Linked DNA regions of Homo sapiens: region 1 is linked to region 2. A link is an interaction called in ENCODE POLR2A ChIA-PET data of the cell type or tissue named here. Cell type or tissue: A673. All regions are shown on one strand. Each heading gives the region's core, and the rest is flanking DNA. Links, peaks and the distances in the headings are about the cores only.

Region 1 (8,000 bases), core at 1-8,000, 58 kb before region 2:
AAGTGAGGAGCCCCTCTGCCCGGCCAGCCGCCCTGTCCGGGAGGGAGGTGGGGGGATCAGCCCCCTGCCCAGCCAGCCGCCCCGTCCGGGAGGGAGGTTGGGGGGGTCAGCCCCCCGCCCGGCCAGCCGCCCCGTCCGGGAGGGAGGTGGGGGGGGTCAGCCCCCCGCCCGGCCAGCCGCCCCGTCCGGGAGGGAGGTGGGGGGGTCAGCCCCCCGCCTGGCCAGCCGCCCCGTCCGGGAGGTGAGGGGCGCCTCTGCCCAGCCGCCCCTACTGGGAAGTGAGGAGCCCCTCTGCCCGGCCAGCCGCCCCGTCCGGGAGGTTGGGGGGTCAGCCCCCCGCCCGGCCAGCCGCCCCTTCCGGGAGGTGAGGGGTGCCTCTGCCCGGCCTCCCCTACTGGGAAGTGAGGAGCCCCTCTGCCTGGCCACCACCCCGTCTGGGAGGTGTACCCAACAGCTCATTGAGAACGGGCCACGATGACAATGGCGGTTTTGTGGAACAGAAAGGGGGGAAAGGTGGGGAAAAGATTGAGAAATCGGATGGTTGCCGTGTCTGTGTGGAAAGAAGTAGACATGGGAGACACTTCATTTTGTTCTGTACTAAGAAAAATTCTTCTGCCTTGGGATCCTGTTGATCTGGGACCTTACCCCCAAACCTGTGCTCTCTGAAACATGTGCTGTGTCCACTCAGGGTTAAATGGGTTAAGGGCGGTGCAAGATGTGCTTTGTTAAACAGATGCTTGAAGGCAGCATGCTCGTTAAGAGTCATCACCACTCCCTAATCTCAAGTACCCAGGGACACAAACACTGCAGAAGGCCGCAGGGTCCTCTGCCTAGGAAAACCAGAGACCTTTGTTCACTTGTTTCTTTGTTCACTTGTTTATCTGCTGACCTTCCCTCCACTATTGTCCTATGACCCTGCCAAATCCCCCTCTGCGAGAAACACCCAAGAATGATCAATAAAAATAAATAAATAAATAAATAAAAATAAAAAAATAAAAATAAAAATAAAAATAATCAAAAAAAAGGTAAGAAATATGAATATGAGTATTACATTTCAAACTGTTCATCTCTTGGGAAAATCAGAAGGTGCACCTTCTAGTGACTTCTGGTCAGCTGGAAGTGGTTCTATTCATTTACCCCAGTGTGCCATACAAATACTAATATTTTCTTTTTTTTTTTTTTTTTTTTTGAGATGGAGTCTCACTCTGTCGCCAGGCTGGAGTGCAGTGGCGTGATCTTGGCTCACTGCAACCTCGGCCTCCCGGGTTCAAGTGATTCTCCTGCCTCAGCTTCCCGAGTAGCTGGGATTACAGGCGTGCACCACCACACCCAGATACTTTTTTTGTAGTTTTAGTAGAGACAGGGCTTCCACCATGTTGGCCAGGATGGTCTCAATCTCCTGACCCCGTGATCCACCCACCTCGGCCTCCCAAAGTGCTGGGATTACAGGCGTGAGCCACCACACCCGCCCACAAATACTAATACTTTCTATGTGAATCATGATGTGGAAAAGTTTGAAAGCATTAATCTAAGGTACTCCTCACTTATTTAATTATGGAACGGTTTTAGGGATGAACAAGTGAGAAATAATGGGTAAAGCATTTCTCAAACATAATATGGTATATTACAGTTAATATCTTATTATATTTAATTTTTGAAACTCTCAAAATATTTAGAATTTGTATAAAATAAGATATACTTACCCTAAACTGTCCATATAATGATATCATGGAAAAGAAAAGAACAACAGCCAGAGGACCCCAAAAGTCAGGATTGTCTCTCACCACTTGTCTATTAAAACCAAGTGATGGCATTGGCATCAAAACACATCGGATTTTGTAGTAAATATCCTTTAGATCAATGTCCAATTCTTCCCTATAATTTTAAAATAAAAATTCTCAAAAGGCACACATTTCTGAATACTAAAACAATTCCAAAAAAAAATTAAGAAAACTTTAAATAAGACAGTTATAATCTCCATAGGTCAACAAAACATTTGCATTTGAAGTGCCACATTTCACTAATTCCAAGCTGTACATTTTTAACATTCCAATATCTCTAAATGTGGGACATATCTCTATCACTGGAGTCTTACAATCGTCAGCCTGGAGTGACGCCAAGTGTTTCTAATATTTACCTTTCCTTTTGCCAGTCTCCTGGAAGCCCTATCAATTTAAGAAAACTTTAAGTAAAATTTTCTGCTTGTGACTTTTTGGGCCTAATTCAGATTGCAAACCCATATGAGAACCAGTGTAGGTTTTATATTCTCTGGGGAAATTCTTTCTTTCAACATCTTATCCACTGTCAAACTGAAGCAAACTTCCTTGCTGTCTTTGTGTTGTGGGTTATTTCTCATTCATCCTTACACTAATAAGGAGATAGCCCTTTGATGTCCCAGCTTTATGCCGTCTTACGCACTTTTCTGTTTAATTAATATGTAAAATAACTTCATCTTATAATCAATAGTGTCTTAGATTTGATGGTATACGGTTTGTTTCTTTGTTTTTGAGACAAGAGTCTTGCTTTTTCACCCAGGCTGGAGTGCGGTGGGGCAATTTCGGCTCACTGCAACCTCCGTCTCCTGGGTTCAAGCGATTCTCATGCCTCAGCCACCCGAGCAGCTGGGACTACAGGCCCCTGACACCACGCCCGGCTAATTTTTTCTTTTTTTGTATTTTTAGTAGAGATGGGGTTTCGCCATGTTGGCCAGGCTCATCTTGAACTTCTAATCTCAAGTGATTCGCCCACCTCGGCCTCCCAAAGTGCCGGGATTACTGGCGTGGGCCACTATGCCTGGCCGATATATGGTGTATTAACATGAAGAAACACAGGATGTTTCAGCACTTACTCTACTGATAATTAATACAAAGAAGAATCTGGAAATGCCTCAATTTTACAAAGCTATAGGTTCTTCTTTTCAAAATTATTTATTTCTTTACTTTTTTCTCCAGATAACCACAAAATTTCAAGTACTATAAAGAAAGTGAAAGCCTCTTTATATGTAGCTCTCCTCCCAGTGGCAGCTCTAGAATTTCTATGTTGAAGAGATTTTGGAGTGGTAATCTTCTTGGAAATCTTAATTTGTCCGAACCTTAATTTCAACAGCTAGTACCTAAGAGCCCTGCTTTTTTAAATTGCATGATTACTTCAGATAGCTGACAGACCCAGGTAAGCTGGAGTAGACACACATGTGTGTGAGATACAGGATTACCATTCTTTTAATTTTTGTCTTTTAATTGGTTAAAAAATATTCTCTCATTATTATTTCAGTTTTTTAAATTACTAGTAAAATTGACAATCACTATAGCTTTTGACCAAAAAAGGTTAATGCTTTCTCTCTAAATAACAAGAAGAATATAATCATCCCACAGACTAGCTCAAAAAACAAAAAATATATATTATTATTTTTACATACAAGAGTGGCTTGTTATCTTCAGGATCATCATCTTCAACTTCCAGAAGCCAGCCATAACCTCTTTGTCTCAGAAATGTAGTAGCTGTAGATTCTTTGATAAAATCTCCACCAAGATTTAATTTGACATCTGGGGATGCTATTGAACCACTGAGATCTTAGGAGAAAAGAGGATAAAACTATATAAACTAAGGCACAACATGTGAATCTTAACCAAAGTGAGCAGATATTCAACTAAAATAATTATCATTTGAAGATCTCTAAGAACATCTGCTATTGCATATAATCTTCAAATTTTATAGTTGACAGACATCTAAAAACCATCATTTATTTTATAAGAATAAAATGAAAGATGAAAGAAGTGAAAAAACGTACAAAAGGTTTCACAGCTAATTAGCCAGACTGGTACCAGAATCTAGACTTAACAACAGTAATTCCTTAAAATTTCCATGGAAAATATATGCAAAATACATTACATGACATCATTTTGGATTCCTTCATTCTTACACATATCATGTGCCTCAGAACAAAGTAACTGAATAAATTCTTTTCAGAGGCATTACATATGTATATATACAAACTATTAGACAATTTATTTACTAAAGGAAATTCGTAGATAATTTTTCTCTACCTTTTCATGTATTTATTTATTCATATATTCTTTCATTTAAATCATCACATATCTATGCTAAGTGTTTCATATATTAATGCTTAATTCTTGATAAGTCTGATGAGTAAGAGTCCCCTGTTATTTCAGCCAAAACTTCCCTTTTCTTCACATAATTACATCATTCATCTTCAGTTTTGGCAAAAATAAATAAAGGCTATGTTTTCTTTTTGTTTTTATTTTTTAGGTCGGCTCTAACAAGAGGTGAAGAGATTCAGTTATCCACATTAAAAAATAAATTCCATGTAGAGTCTGCACAGTATCTCAGGGGTTACAGATAATCATGGTAGTACTAATGCCATCTTTGCTAGTTAAAAAATGGAAATAGTTAAGGATTTGCCTGAGGTCACATAGGGATTAAAAAGAAAAAGCACATTTGTAGGACCAGATAATATACATTAATAAACAACCATCAATACTGTCAGTGCAAGTCACATGATTATAGTATTATTTCAGAAAAATACTTTTGGAAACACCAAACCAGAACACTCTAACACAGATAGATACCTCTCTGGAGATCATGTCCAACCAATACCAAAGTTAGCTTCCTTAAAAAACAAAAAACCATTTTTCATATACAGTACAAAGAGCTTAATTTGCACAATACTCTATGAGTCACATCCTGGTCGGCTTATGACAACTCCTGCAATTAAGTTTGACAAATGTTTACATTCTGAAGCTAAGTCCCAGCTTAGCTACTAACTGATACAGCAAATCATTCATGTTTTCCGGGCCCTAGTTTCCTATTCAAAGTTCTTTCCAGGTTAAACATTATATAATTCTAAAAAGTTTTTATAAAGGCGCTCACTCAGAGATAAAATATAACCAGATTTGAATTCACCACTTAAAGTTCAAAAATAATCCCTGTACATGTTATCATATAATTGCATAGTGAAAATACTCTCTTATAAGTGCTTGCTACTTCTTTGTCTAAGTTGAAATGAGAGAGGTGGAATTTAAAAGTCTATTTCTAATAGATACAAAGAGTGTTATTTCTTCTTTTTTTTGTATCAGAGCCTCACTCTGTTGTCAGGCTGGAGTGCAGTGGTGTCATCTCGGCTCACCGCAACCTCTGTCTCCTAGGTTCAAGCCATTCTCCTGCCCCAGCCTCCTGAGTTGGGATTACAGGTGCACACAACCATGCCCGGCTAATTTTTATTTATTTATTTATTTATTGCTCTGTCTCCCAGGCTGGAGTGCAGTGGGGCAATCTCGGCTCACTGCAACCTCCACCTCCTGGGTTCAAGTAATTCTCCTGCCTCGGCCTCCTGAGTAGCTGAGATTACTGGCGTGTACCAGCATGCCTGGCTAATTTTTGTATTTTTAGTAGAGATGGGGTTTTGCCATGTTGGCCAGGCTGGTCTCGAACTCCTGACCTCAGATAATCTGCCCACCCTGGCCTTCCCCAAGTGCTGGGATTACAGGTGTGAGCCACCGCGCCAGGCCAAGAGTGTTTTTTCTTAACAAGAAGAAGATTTACATCCAGAAATCATTAGTACAGCAGTGACATTAGAGGTTTTGCAGTTATGAGGCTGGAAAGGACCTTAACAACTGTTTCCTGGTTTCTAGAAAGGACTGTACTTAAAGTCCTTAATCTAAACCAAAAAAGGATATATAAATTATAGTGCTAAGGAATGTTGTGCTCAAGAACTGTACATGTTTAGCAGTTTGTCATAGCGCAGATGCAAGAACCTCAAAAAGGCATCTTCAGCTTACAAATTTTCTAGTACTTTCTGTTCCATGTAAAGTAGAAAAAATATCAAGGACATATGTAGGAATGCCAACAATAGCAGTTTGACACCTCCCCCAGGACCCCCAAGACATAACTGTCAGTGAGAAAGAACAGGAAAGTCCAAAAAATTAGTAGTAGTTTAACATGTTATCAAGTTAACAAGTGGAGAATGATGTCAGAGAGCAAGAAAAACAATTAAAAATTACTCCAGGAGCATGGCTGATTTAATTTAAACCAGAGTAAGAACAAGCTAGCTTGGTTGTCAGCTCTTGGATAGACGTCCAGATAGTAAAACATGAATTTTAGGTTAATTCTTCCTTACTATACTATATATAAAATATTCTTGTCATTTCCTAAGTAAAAACAATGTAAAGGATAATAAATATAAAAGTGGATTTAAAAAGATACAATCTTTTAAAAAATCTATTGTAAAAGGAAATTTTAAAAATGTTTCTACAGCTGTTTTGGCTCAGAGTGAAGAGTATCAGTAAATTTCAAGTCTTACTGAAAGCCACCTTTGGAAAACCCACACAACAAAATTTAACAGGAATTTTTCTTCCCTTTCAACTCAAATGTATGACTGGGTATGGGGTCCTTTCTCTGAATCTTCTGCTCAGCCTGAGAATGTGAAAAATTCTCACAGTGCAGTGTGATAGTACACTGAAGATGAAATTTACTACTGATCTGCCCCTAGACAAGTTCCCGATTTCTGTGAAAGAAGAGTATCCTGCAATAAACAATGAACATTTTGTGGCACTTGACACATTCTTATATACGTAAAGAAGCTTTTCCTTATTTAATAAGCAACAAGAGCAAGGACAAAAATCATCTCGTTTCATCTCATCTCAGACTTGAAAATGAAGTCTATGTGTGCTTCAGTATGACCCAGAGTTGTGTATATGTGCCACAGAAACAAAAACAAGCATATGTTTTTGCACTAAAAGATATTAATAAATTTCATTATTTCATTTGAGTTATAAGGATACCATTTTATTTATTTTAGAGACAGACTCTCTTGTCCAGGCTGGAGTGCAGTGCCATGATCACAACTCACTGCAATCTCCACCTCCCAGGTTCAAGCGATTCAACTACCTCAGCCTCTCGAGTAGCTGGGATTACAGGCATGCACCACCATGCCCAGCTAAGTTTTGTATTTTTAGTAGAGATGGGGTTTCAACATGTTGGCCAGTCTGGTCCTGAACTCCTGGCCTCATGTAATACACCTGCCTTGGCCTCCCAAAGTGCTGGGATTAAAGACACGAGCCACTGTGCCTGGCCTAAGGATACCATTTTAATGTATACATAGGCCTATGAAAGAGATCAAGAAACTAATGCATGTGCATAATCTTGTAACTGCTAGACCTATACTGGAGCTTGATCACGTTACTCTGTAAGAAAATGTTTTTTTCAGCAGGGTGGGGTGGCTCAGGTCTGTAATCCCAGTCGAGGTGGGCAGATCACGAGGTCAAGAGATCGAGACAATCCTGGCCAACGTGGTAAAACCCTGTCTCTACTAAAAATGCAAAAATTAGCTGGGTGTGGTGGCGTGCGCCTGTAGTCCCAGCTACTCGGGAGGCTGAGGCAGGAGAATCACTTGAGCCCGGGAGGTGGAGGTTGCACTGAGCTGAGATCGCGCCACTGCACTCCAGCCTGCCAACAGAGCGCAACTCCATCTCAAAAAAAAAAATGTTTTTTTCAAAGTCTTGTATAAATTTTTGTCTTAGGTTATATTTTTAATCATGTTGTTCTGGTTTATGGTTTTAGTAGTTTTTCTATCAAATATTATAGGTAAATTTTCATACTGTAAATAATTAAATTCTGTAATTTATCTGATAAACAAAAAGATGAAATTTCTTTTGTCTTATGTCTTTAAATTTTTATTTTGAAAAATTATAGATTCATAGAAAGTTACAAAAATGGAAAAGAGAGGTCTTATGTACCCTTTACCCAGTTTTTCCCAATAGTACAAACTCACATAACTATCAAATTCAGGACACTGACACTGGTACAATCCACAGACCTTATTCAGATTTCACCAGTTTGACATGCACTCATTTGTGTGTGTGTATATGTGTTTATAGTTCTATGCAATTTAATCACATTTGTAGATTTGTGTAATGCCTTATGAGTTTTAAAACTCATGCAAATAAGTAGATTAATTAATGAAAAAAGTAAACCTTGTTTAACTC
Region 2 (16,562 bases), core at 5,703-13,702:
TAATGCCCATCTCTTATAAAAAGTATATTTTTATGTCTATTTCATGAGCATTTTTGGCTCATGATGATCATTAAAATCTTTTGATTGGTAACAAAAATGACAGTAATAGTAAATGACATAGTAAATAGCAAATATCTGCTGAAAGAGTCCAATCTTTTTTCTTTTGACAGGTGGTCTGACTGACAGCTTGGGTAACTTGAAGAACCTTACAAAGCTCATAATGGATAACATAAAGATGAATGAAGAAGATGCTATAAAACTAGGTCAGATTTCTGTTCTCATATTTGTATCAATGTAAGTTTGATAATAAGAGGAGTTAACTTCAGGCTCTGACATTGGCTGTGTCTGCACAAGGCAAGGATGTTTTTATGTACTTGTGGCTACATTGGTTTCCCCAGACATTTTCCCTACTGCCATTAAAATCCTTCAGCATCATTTTATTCAAATTGTACAACACCAGATGGTAACCCTTTTGGGAAGAGAGCCCCTGACGTGTTTTTAACTTCCGTCTCCCTGGCTCATTGGCTATGTTTTTATTTAATGCATAGAAACAATATTTTAAAGTTTATAGTATAGTTTCATAGTTGCATAGAAACAATATTTTAAAGTTTATACTATGGTTTCATAGTTAAAAAAATTCATAAATGAAATAGGACACAGGAAACAATGTGAATCAAGAAAACTTTGGGGGAAGCATGCTTTCATTCTACACTGCAGGTTGTGTTTCCCCAATCAAAAAAATGAAAAGGAAAAGGAAACTTCAGGAACACAAGCAGAACACATGGCTTACCACAGGGAACCAGGCCCTGCAGGCCAGGGAGGATTCCTGTTAAAGCTGCTTTCCTTGAATGTCCCTGTTTTCTCGTGTGTTGGATTTTTTTTTTTTTTTTTTTTGGCTCTTTTTTTCCCTACTTGAGTCCTCACTAAAATACTCCTCTCTTCCCTTCATCTTGTTCTTTCTTATTCTGCTTCCTGCCGAAAGACAACTCTAGCCTATAAGCCAAACATGGCTGAAGCCTGGGCATGGTGGATCACACCTGTAATTCCAGCACTCTGGGAGGCCGAGGCAGATGGATCACCTGAGTTCAGGAGTTCGAGACCAGCCTGGCCAACATGGTGAAACCCTGTCTCTACTAAAAATACAAAAATTAGCTGGGCATGGTGGTATGCACCTGTAATGCCAGCTACTTGGGAGGCTGAGGAAGGATAATCACTTGAACTCAGGAGGAGGAGGTTGTAGTGAGCCGAGATTGCTCCACTGCACTCCAGCCTCGGTGACAGAGATAGACTCCATCTTGAAACAAAAACAAAAACAAAAGCAAAACATGGCTGACTTCTTTTCCTTATATGTCCTACGTGAGAATAATCAAATTAATTCAGTGTTCAATAAACATTTATTGCATGTGTATAAATTACACAGAAAATCAGAGCTGGAAGGGGATTGAGAGCATCTAATTCAACTCATTCATTTCACAGAAAACTCCACTAGAACCTAAAATAGCTTATTGACTTGCTCAAGATCTTACCAACTGGTAGAAAGAGGTCAAAAAGTACCTCTCTAGGATAGCCTGCTTCTGCTATTAAGGAATCAAAATGTGAACTTGACTAAACCAGTCTAATTATATCAGTAATAATTTACTCTTTATTAAAGAGTTACTCTGCTATAGATTAGACACTAGCCTCGGCAGTTTTATATACCTCATTCCATTGAATCCCCACAACAGTCCTAGTACATAGATATAATGATCCCTAACGCTTCAGCTAAAAGATTGAATAACTTGCCCAAGTTTATAATTATTAAGTAGGGGATCCAGGAACTGACTGCAAAGCTCATGCTCACAACCTTTAACCGGTATATACTCCCATGACAACAATGAACATTTATGGAGCACTTACTATGTGCCAGGCACCACATTAAATATGTTAACGTACATTATCTGCAACCTTCCCGAAAGCTCTGCAAGACTGATATTATTAGAATCATATATTTTATTTCTTTTCTTTTCTTTTCTTTGAGATGGGAGTCTCGCTCTGTCGCCCAGGCTGGAGTGCAGTGGTGAGATGTTGGCTCACTGCAACCTCTGCCTCCTGGGTTCAAGCGATTCTAATGCCTCAACCTCCGAAGTAGCTGAGATTACAGGTGTGCACCATCACGCCCAGCTAATTTTTGTATTTTTAGTAGAGATGGGGTTCCGCCATGTTGGACAGGCTGGTCTTGAACTCCTGACCTCAGGTGATTCGCCTATCACTGCCTCCCATAGTGCTGGGATTACAGGTGTGAGCCACCATGCCTGGTCATTAAAATCATATATTTCTTTCCCGTAGGCTACAGTACCATCAAGATAAGACAGTATTTTAATGACACAAAGTGAGGCCTAACCAATCCTAAACTGCACATTAGCTTTAGACTTAAGAACGGGGGATATTTTAGAATGTTTCCAATTATACTGTTGATATAAGGTAAATCTTTCTTCTGGTTAAACATGCTGCAGTGGATGTGGTCTTCATTCTAAAGCTTCAGGCAGGCCCCATATCATGAGTCCAGGCAAGGCTTTTGAGGCTGTAGACAGTTGCACTAGAAGCACTCCAAGGAGCCAAGTCCTCATCTACCTCCCTGAACTCAGCCCCCCCGCTGTTTAAGATTTTTGAGAAGATTGAAAGGAGAGTGCTCTAGAAGACTTCATTCATGTAAAGAATTACGGTAAGAGTATACATTGATGCCCATTAAAAAGACTACAAATTTACTACAGTGTTTCTCATGCTACTAAGAGAATAACCTCCATATAAGTGATTTTTTGTGTGGTCCAAGAGACTGGAAAGTGAGAATTGAAAGAAAAAAAGCTCTCGTTGATTCTTTGTAACTTAAAGTCGCTGCAGGAAGAACATGGCAAGGTCTCTGCACAATTATTCTTTGCTTTCTTTTCAGTTCATTAATCTATGCTTAAATCGAATTAACTTGGTATCCTAATGCATTCCTTTCTATCATTTTTCAGCTGAAGGCCTGAAAAACCTGAAGAAGATGTGTTTATTTCATTTGACCCACTTGTCTGACATTGGAGAGGGAATGGATTACATAGTCAAGTCTCTGTCAAGTGAACCCTGTGACCTTGAAGAAATTCAATTAGTCTCCTGCTGCTTGTCTGCAAATGCAGTGAAAATCCTAGGTAACTGTTGCTTCCATTAACTGAATGAGGACAGTATAACAGAACATGTGATACTATTATACTAATTCACACTAAATGTCTCAAATGGAAATTTAATTTTAAGGAAAACTGGAAAATAAAAACTTCTCGATAATAAGCAGATTGTTTTTAATGATTTTTCTCCATATTAGAATTAAATCAACTATTGATGGATAATAGGGGAGAATTTCAGAATAATTGAAGATGTAATTTTTAGAGAAAGTGAAAAGGAAGAAAATAAGAAATAGGTGCTTGAAACTTGCCACACAACCGGTCATATAATTTACTGCCTAATAAACATTTAAATGAATGGATAAATGATTGAGAAGTGAGAGATAAAGATTTTCTTAAATGATCTCAGGCTTCTAATTCCTACCCATTGCCCTGTTAAGATGAAGTTAATGTGCATGATATGATAATTGAGCCTTCTGAGTTCCCAAAGGGATGCATATCAACTACGGGGAAACTAACTGCATATTTCTGGATAAACTATACATGTGTAATTCAGACATATTTTAAAATTTAGATTTTGGAAAACAGTGGTATAATCTTTTTAAAGTTAAACTATATAACTGCTGGGAGTCTCTAAAGATAACTAAGGAAGCCATTTGTATACTAATATAAAGTTACAGCTAGAGAAACCCACAGTTGAAAAAGGCTGGATAAGTACTGGGAATATGAGAACAATGAGCACATGCCTTTATTTCTCTACTTACTGATGGGGAGAGACAGGCTTAGAACTGCAAATAGCAAACGTACTCTTTTAAAGAGAAGTTCAGCAGGTTTTTTATTGTAGAGCACAAAACCCAGAAGATACTTTAAGAAAAGGGCTCATATGATTGATTAAAAATAATAATAGCCAATATTATAACAAGAGTACATATTCATGAAAAACTTGTCTGATTTTTTTAAAAAGGAGATTTTTCTAGCCCTGACAGAAAAAACTTCAGCTAGATTAAGCAAGAGTGATAATATGTGAAGAAAAGCACTAAGCAATTCTTAGCTAGACTGGTACTATTATATAATTAATGTTTGCATGCAAAATAGTTTTCCATTACCTCAACATATTTGTGTCTTTGTCATTCAAACACGTCTTTTGTACACAGCATAAAACTGGGTCTTGCTTTAAAAAAAGTTCTGAATATCTGATTATCTCTGCCTTTTAATTGGAGTGTTTAGTCCATTAAGATTTAATGTAATTGTTGATATGGATAAATTTGAATCTGCCATTTTGCTATTTGTTTTTTTTCTCATCCATTTTTTACTATGTTTTTATTATTAATATCTCAACTATTATGTCAATAAAATCATCTAAGTTGAGGTACACAAAACCAGCTCATTTCATTTTTGTTGTTGTTGTTGTTCCTGTTTCTCCTGCATGATTAACGGCATTTTATAATTGAAGCAACTTTACATTTTATCTGGTCCAACTACCTCATTCTATAGAGGAAGACATTGAGGCTTAGAGAGACCAAGTGATTTTTCCATGATGACATAACAACTACATCCCATGCTGCTTTAGGTTCTACGTGACCTGGAATTCATTAATCAGAACCTAGGACCAATGACTATTTGCCCATTTGGTCATAACCATGGGATTTGGGGGTTACACCTACACCAGAGCCTTTGGAAATAATTAAAATAACCAAGGCAAGTTATGGTTTGCACTACCATTAGCAGAGAAGATAAAACTCAGAATTATTCTAAGGATACTTCAAAATACATTTATATTTACCTGAAAATCTTTTTATTTTGGATTACTTTTTTTCCCCAGCTCAGAATCTTCACAATTTGGTCAAACTGAGCATTCTTGATTTATCAGAAAATTACCTGGAAAAAGATGGAAATGAAGCTCTTCATGAACTGAGTAAGAATGACAATTCAGCCAAAATTAGATACTTGAATATGTATACTGGGTAGTCGAAATACATAGCCTGGGTCCTGAGGTCTTTTATACCCATGTGTGCCTTACTAGATGCACCCTCCTTAGGAAAATCATTTAGGCCTTTCTTAAACTGCCCTTAAGGAACACAGGCCCATGTCTTTTAAGTCACCAGTTTACATATGCTCACTGCACTTTGAGGCGGTATCCCACCTGCTTTCCTCCTTTGAAGAGGCAACTGTCAAGAGTAGCCGATGTGCAAGACAAATTTGCTTAAGGAATTGGTGATATGATTTTTTAGGTGTGATAGTGATATGTGATTATGGTTAAAAGAAAAAAAAGGAAAGAACTGATTCATATTGTCCATGATTTGCTTTAGAATAATACAGGAGGAATTAGGTCAGGATTAAGCAAGATTGCCCATGATTTAATGTTTTTGAAGGTGTCTTATTAGTATATATAGTTTCATTATATTCTTCTGCATAATGTTTGTATATGCTTGAATACTTTCCAAAAAAAAACCAAAAATTAAGTAGATTCTCATTACAGATTGAGTAGGCTGCAGAGCCACCAAACATAAAGATCATTCCTCCCCTAACACCCCTTTGTTCTTCCTCAGTTTTGAGACCATCCAGTCCCTGAACTGCTCTTTGTTTCTTCCAGTCGACAGGATGAACGTGCTAGAACAGCTCACCGCACTGATGCTGCCCTGGGGCTGTGACGTGCAAGGCAGCCTGAGCAGCCTGTTGAAACATTTGGAGGAGGTCCCACAACTCGTCAAGCTTGGGTTGAAAAACTGGAGACTCACAGATACAGAGATTAGAATTTTAGGTAGGTACACACATACAGAGCCAAGATAACTGGATTTGGCCCTTAAAAAATTCTTAAGTTGGCTTTGCTTATTTTGCCCCCTTATTTTATTTTGCTTCCTCTTTTTTTTAAAATATAAATATGTCTAATGAATTCATTCACGTTAGAGTAAGAAGACTTAAAACACTGGCCTTCCTTCAGATTCTATTTCCTTTACCTACAGAATTAAATGAAAAGCATTCACAGTATCCAACAAGATGTATTATATTAGTCATAGCTCTTACTAGCCTTAACTTTCTGAAATTCAGCAATGCCCCTCCCTCCAATATCAGGAAATATTTTCAAGTTACTTACTGGGTATTCAAAACATATAAAGGCGAATGTAGCTGTATCTAAATAGAGCCACAAAATATCTTTAAATAGCTGTAATATTATCCAGAAACAAATAGATCTATATAAATGACTGAAGACACCACCAACCTCAGGCAGTTGATGAAAGAAGCCTTCATACTATCTGTATTAGTTTTCAATTCCTGTATAACATATGGCCTCAAAACATAATGGCTTAAAACAATAACCATTATCTCACAGTTTCTGTGGTTCAGGAATTTAGGAGTTTAGCAGGTTAGCTCTGGCTTGACCTCTCTCATGAGAGGGGCTGCTGGAGGATCTCCTTCCAAGGTAGCTTCTCACATGGTTGGCAAGTTAACACTGGCTGTTGGCTGGAGGCCTCACTTCCTCATCATTAGACCTCTTCACAGGCTGTGAGTGTCCTCACAACATGGCAGCCCACTCATTTCTGGTCACTTCTGACATATCCCACTGGTTGCACAAGTTATTCCAATCCAGCGTATGGAAACATTAATACAAGGAGGTCAGGCTCATCAGGTTCAACTTGGAAGCTATCATACTAAAGCCAAGGACTTGTGAAAACAGCCTCGATTGCCTTCATTTCTCTTACAGATTGTCTAAAATGTGTTTAGTTTACGTAACGTACAATTTATTAAACTGTTTTTGTTCTTTGTTTTTTGTTTTTTTTTTAGACAGAGTCTTGCTCTGTCGCCCAGGCTGGAGTGCAGTTGCGCAATCTTAGCTCACTGCACACTCCACCTCCCTAGTTCATGCCATTCTCCTGCCTCAGCCTCCCGAGGAGCTGGGACCACAGGCGCCAGCCACCACGCCTAATTTTTTTTTTTGTATTTTTAGTAGAGATGGAGTTTCACCGTGTTAGCCAGAATGGTCTTGAACTCTTGACCTCGTGATCCGCCTGCCCTGGCCTCCCAAAGTGCTGGGATTAAAGGCTTGAGCCACCGCACCCGGCCCTATTTAAACTGTTTTTAAGTGTAAAAGCTTTGTGGCATTAAGTACATTCATATTATTGTGCCACTATCACAACATCCATCTCCAGAGCTTCTTCATCTTCCCATATATACACACACATATATATGTCCCCAACACTGGAGAACCTAGATATATAAAGCAAATATTGTTAGAGCTAAAGAGAGAGATAGAACCCAATACAACAATAGCTGGAGACTCGACACCCCATTTACAGCATTGGACAGATCTCCCAGACAGAGAATCAACAAAGAAACATCAGACTTAATCTGCACTATACACCAAATGGACCTATATTTATAGAGCATTTCATCCAACAGCTGCAGAATACACATTCTTCTCCTCAGCACATGGATTATTCTCAAGGATAGACCACATGTTAGGCCACAAAATAAGTCTTAAAAAATCCCCCAAAATTGAAATCTGATTCAAGTATCTTCTCTGACCATAATAGAATAGAATAAAACTAGAAACCAATAACCAGAGGAACTTTGGAAACTATACAAACATATGGAAATTAAACAACATGCTCTGGAATGACAAGTGTGCCAATGAAGAAATTCAGAAGGAAACTGAAAAATTTCTTGAAATAGGCTGGGTGTGGTAGCTGATGACTATAATCCCAGCACTTTGAGAGGCCAAGGTGGGAGGACTGCTTGAGCCCAGAAGTTTGAAACCAGCCTGGGCAATATGGTAACATGTCGTCTCTACAATTAAAAAAAAAAAAAAAAAAATATATATATATATATATATATATATATATTTAAAATTTCTTAAGACAAATGAAAATGGAAACACAACATACTGAAACCTATGGGATACAGTGAAAGCAGTATGTCCCCTCCCCTCCTTCCCTCCCTCCCTTCCTTCTTCCTTTCCCTCCCTCCCTTCCTTCCTTCCTTCCTTCCTTCCTTCCTTCCTTCCTTCCTTCCTTCCTTCCTTCCTTCCTCCCTCCCCCACCCCTCTCTTTCTCTTTGAGACAGGGTCTCCCTGTTGCCCAGGCTGGAGTGCAGGGATGTGATCACAGCTCACTAACCTTGAACTTCTGGGCTCAAGGGATCCTCCTTCCTCAACTACCCAAGTAGCTGGGACTAGAGGCCACTATGCTCCGCTAATGGACCTTCCTCTTCAACGACCTTCCCTTCCACTCTCCTTCATCCATTCATTCTATGAGCATGCAATGACTAGATTATGACAAGCCACTTAAAATTGTTCTACCTGCAAAATAATAAATGCAGATATCCCATTCTCAAACCACAACCTCCTGTATTTCTATCTACTCCTAATCACCAGTTCTTTTACTTCACTGGGACTTCCAGTCCGTCGATCCCGCTACCTTCTACCTATTTTTCAGGCCCTTTCTATTTTGACTTGCCTTCCTACCTAGTTTCAACTCCATCTTCCATCCCTGCAAACATTCTTGTCTTTAATAGCTGAAATTCTCATGGCCCACAGTAGCATGAGTCAATTCAGGCAATGACTTTGAGTGATGGATGTGTGTGATAGATGCAATGGTGAAATGAAGAGTGTAATGAGAGATGGAGTCTCTAATTAAAGAAAGACTACCTAATGAGATGCAGGCAGAACATGAGATGTGGAATGAGAGGTATGAAATGAAATATAGTAGATGGGGTGTACTTTCCTGACAAAACCCCAGGCCTGGATTGTCCTTAAATTTCCCTTTTTAAAATTTTGTAACTACACTTAGGATACTGGGGAAAAACTGCAAAATTTGGGAGATAAATACAAGTTCATACTGACAAATTTCAACGAAAATATTTAGAAGTGAATGGTAAGAAAACGCTGTATATCAAAACTTGTAGCATGCAGCAAAAGGCAGCAAAAAAGAGTAACTTTACAGTGGAGAAAGCTGTTGACACTACCTTGGTCAGGTGAACAAGGTCAACATTAACAGTGGTGATTCATGTTGATAGTATGTACCTAGATATGACATGACGAAAATAGTACTTTACCTCTATGATATTCCTCCCCAAAGATCCATATCCCCCATCTAATGATGAGAAAAACATCAAACAATCCTAACTGAGGGACTTCTACACAAAACTGACCAGTATTCCTTGAAACTGTCAAGGAAATAAAAAACAAGGTGATTGTGAGAAATCGTCATAAGCATGAGGAACCTAAAGAGACATGACAATGAAATGTAATGTCCTATCCTGGATGAGTTCCTGCAACAGAAAAAAAGACATTTGGTCAAAACTAAGGCTGGGTGTGGTGGCTCACGCCTGTAATCCCAGCACTCTGGGAGGCCGAAGTGGGCAGATTGCTTGAGCCCAGGAGTCCGAGCCCAGTCTGAGCAACATGGCAAAACTCAATCTCCAAAAAATTAGCTGGGTGTGGCAGCGTACGCCTGTAGTCCCAGCTACCTGGGAGGCTGAGGTGGGAGGATGGCTTGAGCTCAGGAAGTTGAGGCTGCAGTGAGCTGTGATCATGCCACTGCATTGCAGCTTGGGTGACAGAGTGACACCCAGTCCCCCACCCCCCCCCCACAAAAAAAAATAGAAAAAGAAAGAAAGTGAAAATACAACCTACAGAATGTGAAAAAAAAATTGCAGATCACATTATCTAATAAAGGACTTCCATCTTGAATATATAAAAAAACTCTTATGGCCGGGCGTGGTGGCTGACACCTGTAATCCCAGCACTTTGGGAGGTTGAGGCAGGTGGATCACAAGGTCAGGAGTTCGAGACCAGCCTGGCCAATATGGTGAAATCCCATCTCTACTAAAAATACAAAAAAATTAGCCGGGCGTGGTGGCACATACCTGTAATCCCAGCTACTCTGGAGGCTGAGGCAGAAGAATTGCTTGAATCCTGGAGGCAGAGGTTGCAGTGAGCCGAGATTGCGCCACTGCACTCCAGCCTGGGTGACAGAGTGAGACTCCATGTCAAAAAACAAAACAAAAAAACTCTTACAACTCACTGATAAAAAATGCAAATAACCCAATTTGTAAAATGGGCAAGAATCTGAACAGACATTTCACCAAGGAAGATATGTAAATCGCAAAATAAATAGCAGAAAACATAATCAATATCATTAGCCATCAGGGTAATAATGTAAACCAAAACTACAATGAGATACCACCTGAGACCCACTAGGGATGGTTATTATTTTTTATTAAAAGACATACAATAACAAGTGTTGTTGGCAAGGATACGGAGAAATTCATATGCTGGTAGTTAGAATGTAAAATGATGCAGCTGCTGAGGAAAACATTCTGGCAAGTTGTTCAAAATGTTAAACATAGAGTTGTCATATGACCCAGCAACTCTCTTCCTAGGTACTCAAGATAAATGAAAACCAATATCCACATAAAAACTTGTATATTAATGTTTATAATAGCATGTTTAGTAGCTCAAAAGTGGAAACAACTCAAATGTCCATCAAATAATGAATGGATTAAAAAATGTAGTATGAAAAAAATTAGCTGTGTGTGGTGGCACATGCCTGTAATCCCAGCTACTTGGGAGGCTGAGGCAGGAGACTCTCTTGAACCGAGAAGGTGGAGGCTGCAGTGAGCCAAGATCGCGCCACTGAACTCCAGCCTGGGTGGGAGAGTGAGACTCTACCTCAAAAAAAAAAAAAAAAAATAGCGGGGGCTGGGCCCAGTGGCTCACGTTTGTAATCCCAGCAGTTTGAGAGGCCAAGGCGGGTGGGTCACCTGAGGTCAGGATGGCACCACTGCACTCCGGCCTGGGAGACAAAACAAACAAACAAACAAAAAACAGTGAATAAACACAATCTCTCTTAATATTTCCTGGCAATCTTACTGTGTTTCTGTATTCAACACTGTATGTAAACTATTTCACACTTTTTTCTTCTCAATCAGTACTCAGCGTCTCCTATTTCACAGAGGATGTGACTGTTATTTTTTTCTCTCCTTCTCCTTAGAGCTTATAGGTTTCTCTTCTCCTACCTAAGGGCAGTCTCTTTAGCAGTGCTTGAGATGCCAGCCTCACCCTCACTCCAGTTCAGGGACATCATTTTATTGACTGTGCCTCTTGTTACTGACTCCCTCCTGTCAGTTTTTAAAGTTGCTCAAATCTCTTCCATTTTAAATAAAACTCTCCCTGAGTCCTATCTTCCTCCTTTGGTTATCATTCTATCTCTCCTCTCCTTCAAGGTAAAAGCTCTAAAACAAATTTTATGTACCCTTATGACATCTCCATTTCCTGACCATCTGCTACTTTCTACTCATTGCATCTGACTCTCCACACCCCTCCATGTGGCTGAATTTCAATAGACACTTTCAGAAGTGTTTAATTTATTTGATTCCTCCGCAGGAGTTGACACTGAGCATTCCCTTCTTTTCAAAACATTCTCTTGACCTCCATGCCACCTTGGCTACTTCTCAGTCTTCTTTTCAATGGTGATTCCTCTACCCAGATATTAAATGTTTCTAGTTTTCCTTAAAGCTTGGTCTAGACTATCTGCTGTTCTTCCTCAGAGATTGCATTTGATCTCCAAGCTTTGCCATGTTTTGCTTGACTCCCAAAATTTTGTTTCTTACCCATCAGCAATCTGAGACTACAACATAAAAATCATTGCTAGCTCAGGTATCTATTTCACCTGTTTTTTTGTTTGTTTTGTTCCAGGCTGCAGTGCAGTGGTGCGATCTTGGCTCACTGCAACCTCCGCTTCCTGGGATTCTCTGTTCTCTATTCGCTTCTCTGAATCTCAAGTGATTCTCCTGCCTCAGCCTCCCCAGTAGCTGGGATTACCGGTCCATGCCGCCACTATAAGTATGTGCCATTATAAGTGTGTGCACTATGCCCAGCTAATTTTTGTATTTTTAGTAGAGACGAGGTTTCATCATGTTGGCCAGGCTGGTCTCAAACTCCCGACCTCAAGTGATCTGCCTGCTTCAGCCTCCCAAAGTGCTGGGCTTACAGGCATGAGCCACCATGCCTGACCAATTTCACCTGCTCTAACAAAACCCTTTGTTAAATGGTATCTTTCAACTTGGATGTTTGAAGCTGAACTCTGCTATCCAGCCTGTTCTCAAAGAGAGCTCATGCCTGTAATCCCAGCACTTCGTGAGGCCAAGGTGGGTGTATCACTTGAGGTCAGGAGTTCAAAACCAGCCTGGCCAACATGGTGAAACCCTGTCTCTACTAAAAATACAAAAATTAGCTGGGCGTAGTGCACATACTTATAATCCCAGCTATACGGGAAGCTGAGTTGGCAGGATCACTTACTTGAGCCAGTGGGGCAGATTGCAGTGAGCTGAGATTGCACCACTGCACTCCTGGGCAACAGAGCCAGAACCTGTCTCAAAAAAAGAAAAAAAAAAAGCCATCGCAGACCCTATTCATGTTCTAGAAGCTCTGTGTTAAATCCTGGGCCCAATCATTCTGCTGTATAGATCCCGCTATCATATTTTATTTTCCAAAAGCTCTTTCTTAGCATCTTATTGTTGCTGAGTAGATGCAGTCTACTGAAAAACTTAGGATCTCTGAAAAACTTAGGTCTTTGGAGTTTGATTTTTCTTGTTTTCTACAGTGCCTGATTTCTTTGGGAGTTGTTTTGGCTTTTAGTCTCAGTCTTCCTTGTGGGAGGCTGTTGTCAAATGTCTGATAATCCTGCACTGTCCTCTTCACATTTTAGAGGGAGACACAAGTTGATAGGGAGTTCTGTGTGTCTAAGGGAGGCGGTGAATTTTTGACAGGCTAACTCCACTAGGGGGTGATTGGGCAAGCAAAATGGCCCCTTCTTTGTAGGGCCTTTTCCCGGGGGGCAGTTCCATTTCTCCTAAGAATCCTCCAGTCTTCCTCCTGGAGCATATAAGCCCAATTGCAAGTGTTCTGGGAACAAAGTGGAGTGGGAAAGCCTATTGCTTTTGTGTGCTCCCAGGGTACCCTGACCTACCATAGCACCCACCACCCATCTAATTACTTTATAATGCATGTCTTCACACTATTTTGTAAGCCCATTTAGACAGGGACCATGTCTGTCGTTTACACATATCCCCAGCACCCAGCATAATCCGCAGCACATAGTAGCACTAAAGATGTTGCTGAATGAATAAACAGTGAGAACTCTGGTACTCGTTCAGGTGAACTACAGGACAACACAAATGAAGAGTTGTGTTTGGGATACAGGAACCCCCAAGAATCAGAACCCTTCTACCCAGGGCATCTGAGATTTTTCCTGGAATTCCAATCAAGCCATTTGCACTCTCCACAGCCCACATACAGCCTATGGCTCTAAATGTCATGGATTCTGTTTCTCTTGGATCTAGTCTGCTCCTCATAACATAAGCACTGCAGATTAAATGAACAAAAGGCATGCCCTTGGCTTATGACAAATGTTGTTTGTTCTTGGTTCCTGCACTAGCACACATTCCAATAATTATCTAAGAAACTCTCTTAAATTGATGATAAGATCCTTATACCTTAGTAGATAACCACTATAAATTGCTCACCCTGTGAGGGTGGAATGGGCTTTAAATTCTTCTTAAATTCCTTTTAGGTGGTGAAAATATGTTCTGCTAGCTGAGAAGGAGAAAAAAAGTTGATCTTTGGGGAAAGAGCCTTAAATAGACACACAACTGGCAACCAGCATTTGGACTGAGTGCATGCCATGCTGGGAAGCATATGGAGAAGGGGCAAAGGCAGAAAGGACATGAACATGAGATGGAAGAGAGAGCAGGGAGAAAGCCATCCTCCAAGGAACAGAGGAGGTGGAAGGCAGGGGAAAGTAAGGACCTAGGTACTATTTGGGCTGGGCATAGGCTACGCTGTGATAACAGAGACCCAACTATACCATGGCTTACAGAAGGCAGAACTTGATTCTCTATCATGTAACAGTCCAGAAATGAGCAGTCCAGGCAGGTGGGGTGGTTTTCCTCTGTGCAGTCTTTCAGGCCCAGACCCCTACTTTTTTTTTTTACTCCTCTATTCCTTAAGAGTGTTATTTTTGACTTTATGGCCATAGCTAGGTCACTGCCCTGTGATCATTTCAACCTAGTAGAAGAGGGGAAAAGCGGAAAAGTGACATGGAAGTTGCACACATCACTTCTGCCTATACTTCCTTGGCAAAAATTTAGCCACACCTAATAGCAAGGGAGGTTGGGATATGAGTGGCCATATGCCGAAATAAAACTCTATTAACTATGGAATAAGGAGAGACAGTTTTGGGAACAACTAGCAGTCTGTCTCACTTTTCTTCTCTTTTTTTTTTTGAAATGGAGTTTCACTCGTTACCCAGGCTGGAGTGCAATGGTGTGATCTCTGCTCACCGCAACCTCTGCCTCCTGGGTTCAAGTGATCCTCCTGCCTCAGCCTCCCGAATAGCTGGGATTACAGGCATGCACCACCACGCCTGGCTAATTCTGTATTTTTACTAGAGACGGGGTTTCTCCATGTTGGTCAGGCTGGTCTCAAACTCCTGACCTCAGGTGATCTGCCCGCCTTGGCCTCCCAAAGTGCTGGGATTATAGGCATGAGCCACCGCACCCGGCCTCTGTCTCACTTTTCAAATTAATAAAAGTGGCAAAGAAGGCCCAAAGATGGTGTCAGTGACACTGACCATGGGTAAGAGACATGAAGGCAGAACCCTGTGAATCATCTCCTTACCTGGCTTTGCCCACTTTAGCCGCTAGCATCTTGACCACGGTCAGGCAGGGCCAATCACTTTAGGTGTCTGTAAAGAAGAACCTGAAGACCTTTCGAAACTCAAGACCTTATGATGGTGATAAAAGCATTGGCTGACATTGACTAAGGACACACTCTAGAATGTACTTAGTTGCACTGAACAAACTACACAAGGCCATGCAGTGACATCAGACACCAAATTCACAGATCTCCTCTCACTACGGAGCTGGTAAACACCTTTACTGAAAGTGGGTAAGGGTATAGTTTCAGTGCATAACTAGGTTGACCTCACCCACGTAAGCTGGTCGGACAAGACTGTCCATTTCTGTCATTAAGCCCTCATTACTGGTAGCAGATACCTTTTAGTCTTTGCTTGCTAACCTTAAGGTTGTACAGCACCGAATCTTTCCTTCTTTAACTTGAACTCTTTAGTGGTCTTCTCACTGAGACAATGGAAAGGAACTTTTAAAACCTCTTTTCCTACTTGGAATCCAAACTGAATCATGGACCTTCATTTCCATAAGGGTCAGTTTCTGGAACATTATCTAATATTACACATCTCCCAAGAAACACAAGTTTAATATACAACAAATTAACCCTCCAAAGTTGGGTGAGGTACACTAAGACTAAGATGAGCTCGGATGAGCCGAGTAATGTGGATTGATAAACCAGGCATACATCTTCTGCATTTTGTGTGTGATACTCTGGAGTATAAACATGTAAGTAAGAGTTCCCATGTCCAGTCTGCCTGTCTGTCCACTCTGTACTTCAAGGTGAACTTAGTCATCCAGAAAGGGCCAGGTAGGTGGGTAGGGCTAACGCTTTGCACAATTTAATATGTGTAATTAACACAGAGCTAGTTTTGTGAAATCCTAATGTTGTATACTGGCCAATCTGTATGATGGTAAATAACCTGAAAGAAAGGTATTTTTTCTTATTGCAAGACTCACTTGGGTTCCAGTACCACCTAAACTGGTAACATGGGATAAAGAATGAACACTAAACTATTTGTGTATGTATACACACACACACACACACACACACACACACACACACATCCTTTGTATGTATGTGTGTGTGTGTGCATTCTTTGTGTATCAGAAAGACAGGATATCCACCTACCCTATGTAGGAAATACTTTAGGTGCCCTATTCTGTAAGGAATGGAGGAACTTCCTGAAGAGGCTCGGGAGGGTTATACATAAACAGGTAAACAAAAACACCCAAATCTTTAGATACTGAAGGAGGCTCACTTACTCAAGTTTACAGTTAGGAACATACCCATAGAAACAACAGTTAGGTGGTGTTTACTTTTTCAGAAGAGGAAACGACTTAATATTGCCAAAGATTGACTCCAGTTTTGAAAACAAGTACTGAATATTTAATTAAAGCAACCTTCCATTTCCTAGGAGTAAGGAAAAGGGGAAAAAAAAGTAATTCATTTACATATTGTTGCTACCTCACTACGAATCACTATTTATCAGATTCCCTTATACTCTAGGAAAATATAATAGACCATATTCACAATCACTGCCCTAGCTATAGAGAATTATATTAATAATTTCTTTCTGAGGCAAAGCACTGGTTCAAACATGGCCATTTCAGAGTGAAAAAAAAGTATGTAAAATAAATGTAGAACCTATTTCTCTTTTTTTTTAAAAAAAATTTTTCTTCCAACTAATATACTTATTTCTTTACCCAGGTGCATTTTTTGGAAAGAACCCTCTGAAAAAC

What was found. Peaks named below come from ENCODE experiments on the same cell type or tissue, not always from the same donor. Only the 100,000 strongest peaks of a DNase experiment are listed, where the experiment ranks them.
Region 1: POLR2A ChIA-PET joins it to region 2 with 5 read pairs; 3 of 35 experiments call an interaction of 5 or more read pairs at or near these places.

The regions. Positions count from the first base shown.
Region 1 is chr2:32,286,052-32,294,051 of GRCh38, reverse strand. YIPF4 (Yip1 domain family member 4) reads right to left here. Exons shown (of 6, transcript NM_032312.4): 2 at 3,416-3,569; 3 at 1,704-1,875. Among named protein-coding and RNA genes, the nearest start is that of YIPF4, 12 kb to the right of the region's middle. RefSeq lists an enhancer at 427-1,099. In A673, for the core only: no CTCF peak of the experiment used is centred there; a DNase peak (open chromatin) is centred at 4,691; H3K27ac peaks cover 1,614 bases.
Region 2 is chr2:32,224,734-32,241,295 of GRCh38, reverse strand. NLRC4 (NLR family CARD domain containing 4) reads left to right here. Exons shown (of 9, transcript NM_001199138.2): 5 at 171-263; 6 at 2,994-3,164; 7 at 4,957-5,049; 8 at 5,728-5,895; 9 at 16,531-16,562. Among named protein-coding and RNA genes, the nearest start is that of NLRC4, 32 kb to the left of the region's middle. In A673, for the core only: no CTCF peak of the experiment used is centred there; no DNase peak of the experiment used is centred there.